Linked DNA regions of Mus musculus: region 1 is linked to region 2. A link is a loop called in an ENCODE intact Hi-C map of the cell type or tissue named here. Cell type or tissue: left cerebral cortex. All regions are shown on one strand.

Region 1 (2,500 bases), 690 kb before region 2:
ATTTTACAATTCCTCAGAGAAATATCAGGCCATACATGTACTAATAGCTACATTTTTTCCATACTCGTAGTAATACTAAGATTCTATTAACATCCGTTCTCTTATGTTTTCCCAGTAAGACCCCATGAAATACATAATTCATTTCACCCTGCTGACCAGTGACCTAGTTAAAAACGAGGACAAATGTTTGGTTTTCTGTCCTTTGATGGCTTATCTTGTTTATCAGCTCTCATATGCCACTCTGATTAACTGCCAAATAATTATAATAATGGTAATAATAACAATAAAAATAATAAACTTTCAATCTGGTTGATAAACTATGTTCAATAATGGTGCTAGCTTCCTTCATTAGCTTTTATTCTACATGAAAAATGCTAAATAACACACTGACCTTTAAAAAGCAAGCCAAAGGATACATCAGGAAGTTCAGAGAGGCTCAGTTTCCGAAGCTATCTTTAGCCTCTAAATTCATTCTCGACCTAACATAGCTTATAATCACATTCATTTGTCCTTGCTTTGATAGTTGTAGCAGGCATGTGTCTTTTATAAGCTTCCTCAAATATTTTTGGAGCAAAGTGGGGTTATAAATCCAAGGGCAGTTTACTCATGCCCGAGTGCATTAAGAGTTAAAACACTGTAATTGCATCTTTACATGCAATGAATAAAGACGTAGCATGGAAGGAAGAAGGAATAATGAATGATGACAAAGGGTGGTTTTGAAGCTCAGATCTATTTTGGGGAACACAGAGATGAGCAGCTTGATCATCTGAACTTGCAAAGGGCAGAACATCAAGGTTATCATCTTCGCTGTTGGGAAAATGATTGCACAAGCTTTAGTAAGTGGCCCAGAGCAGGATCTGTGTTCAATGACTCATCTGAGAGGTGGCCCTTCCATTAGCTCCACAACTATAATAGTGAGACATCCATTTAATTCTGACTCACACTGTTAAATGCCATACACTGAATCACCAATCCTACTACATAAAGCGCCTGGCTTAAATGTCTCTATGAAATACTTATCCAGGCTGAAAAATATCCTCTGGGGCCTGAGAGGCACTAGACACTGTGGTTACAGCTAGTTGCCTTGGAAGTCACAAATGAGTTCAAGTTCACTGTCTTCCTGGATGCAAGATAAAGCCCAAATTGTCAGCACATTTTATATCCTTAGGGTGCTTTATGATCCTGCTTATACCTTTATTGTGTGTAATAAAATTTCTCAATAATCCTGTTTCTAGTAATTCTTACTTTTAAAAATATTTCTCTTGAGCTGAATGTTATCTTCCTATTTATGTTGTTTTCCAAAGGGGTGTTCTATATACAGGGGAAAAAAAGACATGCTACAAGGACCTTCAAATGAAATGTATTCACTAACTGTCCAGATGTTCACTTGGGTGTATGCATCATATAAATCTAAACTGATGAGAACAGTAATGGCCCAGCACAGTCTGTCTTACTTGGTGAACTCTGAGAGGAGAAAAATAAAAAATGTGCTGTTTTTGGAAGTTATGAATTTTAACAACTCAAGAAAAGAAAACACTTTTTGAATTTTATTGCTTTGATTTTGTGGACAATAAAGTTGACTTCCCACAGTGGTTTTCTTCCTATGTAACAGAAAACTTCATCTCTGCTTCAAAAATCAGATCCAAAGGTTTGCTCAATGATAAGGCTACGCTTGTAAAAAAAAATACCATAGCCCCAGAATACATTTAACAATATGACCACATGTTTTGTTACTTTTTTTTAATCCTCTAATAGATATATACGTCTTGGCATTTGCTCCCACACATCTCAAATGTGGGCAGATGGGAAAATCTCTGCTTCTTCCACATCCGAGATTTTACATAACATTATAGAAAACACCATGATGCACAGCTTCAGTTACTATGTGATGACAGATTAGCAAAATTAATCCAAACAAGGCACAGCCTCAACACGCCACAAAACTATTGAACCTGGGTTATCCAACTAGCTACTTATTCTGGTCAATAACTCTAAGTAGGAGTTCTCAGAGTTCATGCAGGAAGAGCAAATGGTGTTGACATTACACAGTGCTGGTCTTGTCTAACTTTTTGTTATTGTGACAGGAAATAGTCCTCTATAAAAGTGTTGGGTCACATTCATATATGTGTTAACTATGGCAGATGTGTGTTGAAGGCAACAGGTAGCACATTTCGTATGTAAAACATTTACCTTTCTTTATAGCACCTAAAGTGAAGAAACTCTGAAATCCTACACATACACTTGGAAGGACCTTAGATTTTTACCTTTGAAATATGTGTTGTCAACAAAGATATGGTACCTGGCCACCTTTCCCTGAAGCATAGCATTTTCTCTTTGTGAGTTTGAATGAGATGCTTGATCCTATACATTCAACTGCTTGAGTCATTTCTGCAGTAGGAGCCAAAGTTAATACCTGTTTGTTACCCACAATACACTAGTGCTAAGATATAGCTACCATATCCAAAATAGACGAATATTTCCAGAGATCATTATACATCAT
Region 2 (2,500 bases):
CGGCGCCGGGGCGCGCAGCCGCTGCGCACGTGCAGCGCGGACTCGCGGACGCGGCAGAGGACCCGATCCAGGGTGCTGATGTTCCGGGATCCGTGTGTTTGCGCTTGCCGCCGGGGAGGCTGTCGCTCCGCCCTTCCTGAGATCCTTATATTAACAGTGGCCAAAGCCCGGAGAAACACAGCTCATTGTTGGCAGCTGCCTGGCGGTCTTGCGGAGCGGCTAGGGCAGCGGAGGAAAAGAAAAGGGAACGGCTCGGAATTTGCTCCAGCGGCTGCTGCAAGACCTCGGCGCCAACCTCGCACCGGCGAGCGCCTCACAGCCCATCGGCTGTCCCTCTATGTGCTGCTGAGCCGGTCCTGGACTCGACGAGCCCGCCTTCGGTGTTCCGAGCAGAAATCGCAAAGACGGAAGGTGAGCGCGGCGGGCGAAGCTAGCCAGGGCTGCTGCCAGCCTAGTCCTCCGAGGGCAGGGCTGGCTCCGGGGACAAGCGTGAGGCGGAGCTGGGGAATAACAACAGGATGTGCAACCACAGGGTGAGGAGGGCTGATTGAATGCCTGAAGTTCGCGGCCCGGCTCCGGGGCACTTCCTTTATTAGGCCACTTCAGGGAACCCAGGGGGGTGTGGGCTCCGGTCCCCCTCCCCCCGCCACACTTTCCCGGATCCTAGGGGAAGGGGCAGGTCGCTCAGCGCCAGGCTGTGCGGGTCCGGCAGGCAGCAGGTCCGCCGAGGTAGCGAGCTCGGGTGCACGGGCTGCTGGTGGGCTCTCTCGGGGGTGGTGGTCTGCAGCTTGAGACGTGCTCGCGGGTACGGGGGGCTACAGAAGTGGGGTGCGCTCTGGTGGGCGACACGTGTGGCGCGGGTCTCAGCGTCTGCTCGTTTCGCTTTCAGGACTGGAAATGGCAGACCATATGATGGCCATGAACCACGGGCGCTTCCCCGACGGCACCAACGGGCTGCACCACCACCCTGCCCACCGCATGGGCATGGGGCAGTTCCCGAGCCCGCATCATCACCAGCAGCAGCAGCCCCAGCACGCCTTCAACGCCCTCATGGGCGAGCACATACACTACGGCGCGGGCAACATGAATGCCACGAGCGGCATCAGGCACGCCATGGGGCCGGGGACTGTGAACGGGGGGCACCCCCCGAGCGCTCTGGCCCCGGCCGCCAGGTTTAACAACTCCCAGTTCATGGGTCCCCCGGTGGCCAGCCAGGGAGGCTCCCTGCCGGCCAGCATGCAGCTGCAGAAGCTCAACAACCAGTATTTCAACCATCACCCCTACCCCCACAACCACTACATGCCGGATTTGCACCCCACTGCAGGCCACCAGATGAACGGGACAAACCAGCACTTCCGAGATTGCAACCCCAAGCACAGCGGAGGCAGCAGCACCCCTGGCGGTGCGGGTGGCAGCGGCACCCCCGGCGGCTCCGGCGGCACCTCGGGCGGCGCGGGTGGCAGCAGCGCGGGCGGCAGCGGCGGTGGCAGCACCATGCCCGCCTCGGTGGCTCACGTCCCCGCGGCAATGCTGCCGCCCAATGTCATAGACACTGATTTCATCGACGAGGAAGTGCTTATGTCCTTAGTGATAGAAATGGGTTTGGACCGCATCAAGGAGCTGCCCGAACTCTGGCTGGGCCAAAATGAGTTTGATTTTATGACGGACTTCGTGTGCAAGCAGCAGCCCAGCAGAGTCAGCTGTTGACTCGGTTAACCTCGCAGGCGGAAAGAAATCACCCTCCCCACCCCACCCCCACCCCCAACTTCTTCGGTGTGAATTAAAAAAAAAACAAAAAAACAAACATTCCCTTAGACGCAGTATCTCGCTTTTCAGATCCTGAAAGGGTTGAGAACCTGGAAACAAAGTAAACTATAAACTTGTACAAATTGGTTTAAAAAAAAAAAAGATTGCTGCCACTTTTTCCTATTCTTGTTTCGTTTTTTGTAGCCTTGACATTCACCTCCCTTATGTAGTTGAAATATCTAGCTAACTTGGTCTTTTTTGTTGTTTGTTTTTACTCCTTTATTTCCTCACTTTCTCCCGTGCTCAACTGTTAGATATTAAGCTTGGCAAACTGCTTAATCTTGTGGATTTTGTAGATGGTTTCAAATGACTGCGCTGCGTTCAGATTCATGAGTGAAAGGAAACATTGCATTTGTTGGCTGCATGATCTTTGAAGGGCAGATATTACTGCACAAACTGCCATCTCGCTTCATTTTTTTTAACTATGCATTCGAGTACAGACTTAAGTTTTCAAATATGCTAAACTGGAAGATTAAACATGTGGGCCAAACCGTTCTGGATCAGGAAAAGTCATACCGTTCACTTTCAAGTTGGCTGTCTCCCCTCCCCCATATGTACAGACAATAATAGGGTGTGGAATGTCGTCAGTGGCAAACATTTCACAGATTTTTATTTTGTTTCTGTCTTCAACATTTTTGACACTGTGCTAATAGTTATATTCAGTACATGAAAAGATACTACTGTGTTGAAAGCT

Evidence for each region. Hi-C counts contacts between places; a loop is a spot of excess contacts. Peaks named below come from ENCODE experiments on the same cell type or tissue, not always from the same donor. Only the 100,000 strongest peaks of a DNase experiment are listed, where the experiment ranks them.
Region 1: a loop joins it to region 2, with 2.7 times the contacts of the local background. A loop is called at or near these places in 3 of 42 quality-filtered maps.

What each region holds. Positions count from the first base shown.
Region 1 is chr10:17,034,218-17,036,717 of GRCm38, forward strand. All of the region lies in intron 1 of Gm20125 (predicted gene, 20125), which reads right to left. Among named protein-coding and RNA genes, the nearest start is that of Gm20125, 60 kb to the right of the region's middle. In left cerebral cortex, no CTCF peak of the experiment used is centred here; DNase peaks (open chromatin) are centred at 940 and 1,783.
Region 2 is chr10:17,723,049-17,725,548 of GRCm38, forward strand. Cited2 (Cbp/p300-interacting transactivator, with Glu/Asp-rich carboxy-terminal domain, 2) reads left to right here and starts at 180. Exons shown (of 2, transcript NM_010828.3): 1 at 180-411; 2 at 890-2,500. The coding sequence starts at 898. The coding sequence ends at 1,707. In left cerebral cortex, a CTCF peak has its summit at 1,395; DNase peaks (open chromatin) are centred at 107, 1,053, 1,375 and 2,207; H3K4me3 peaks cover 2,500 bases; H3K27ac peaks cover 2,369 bases.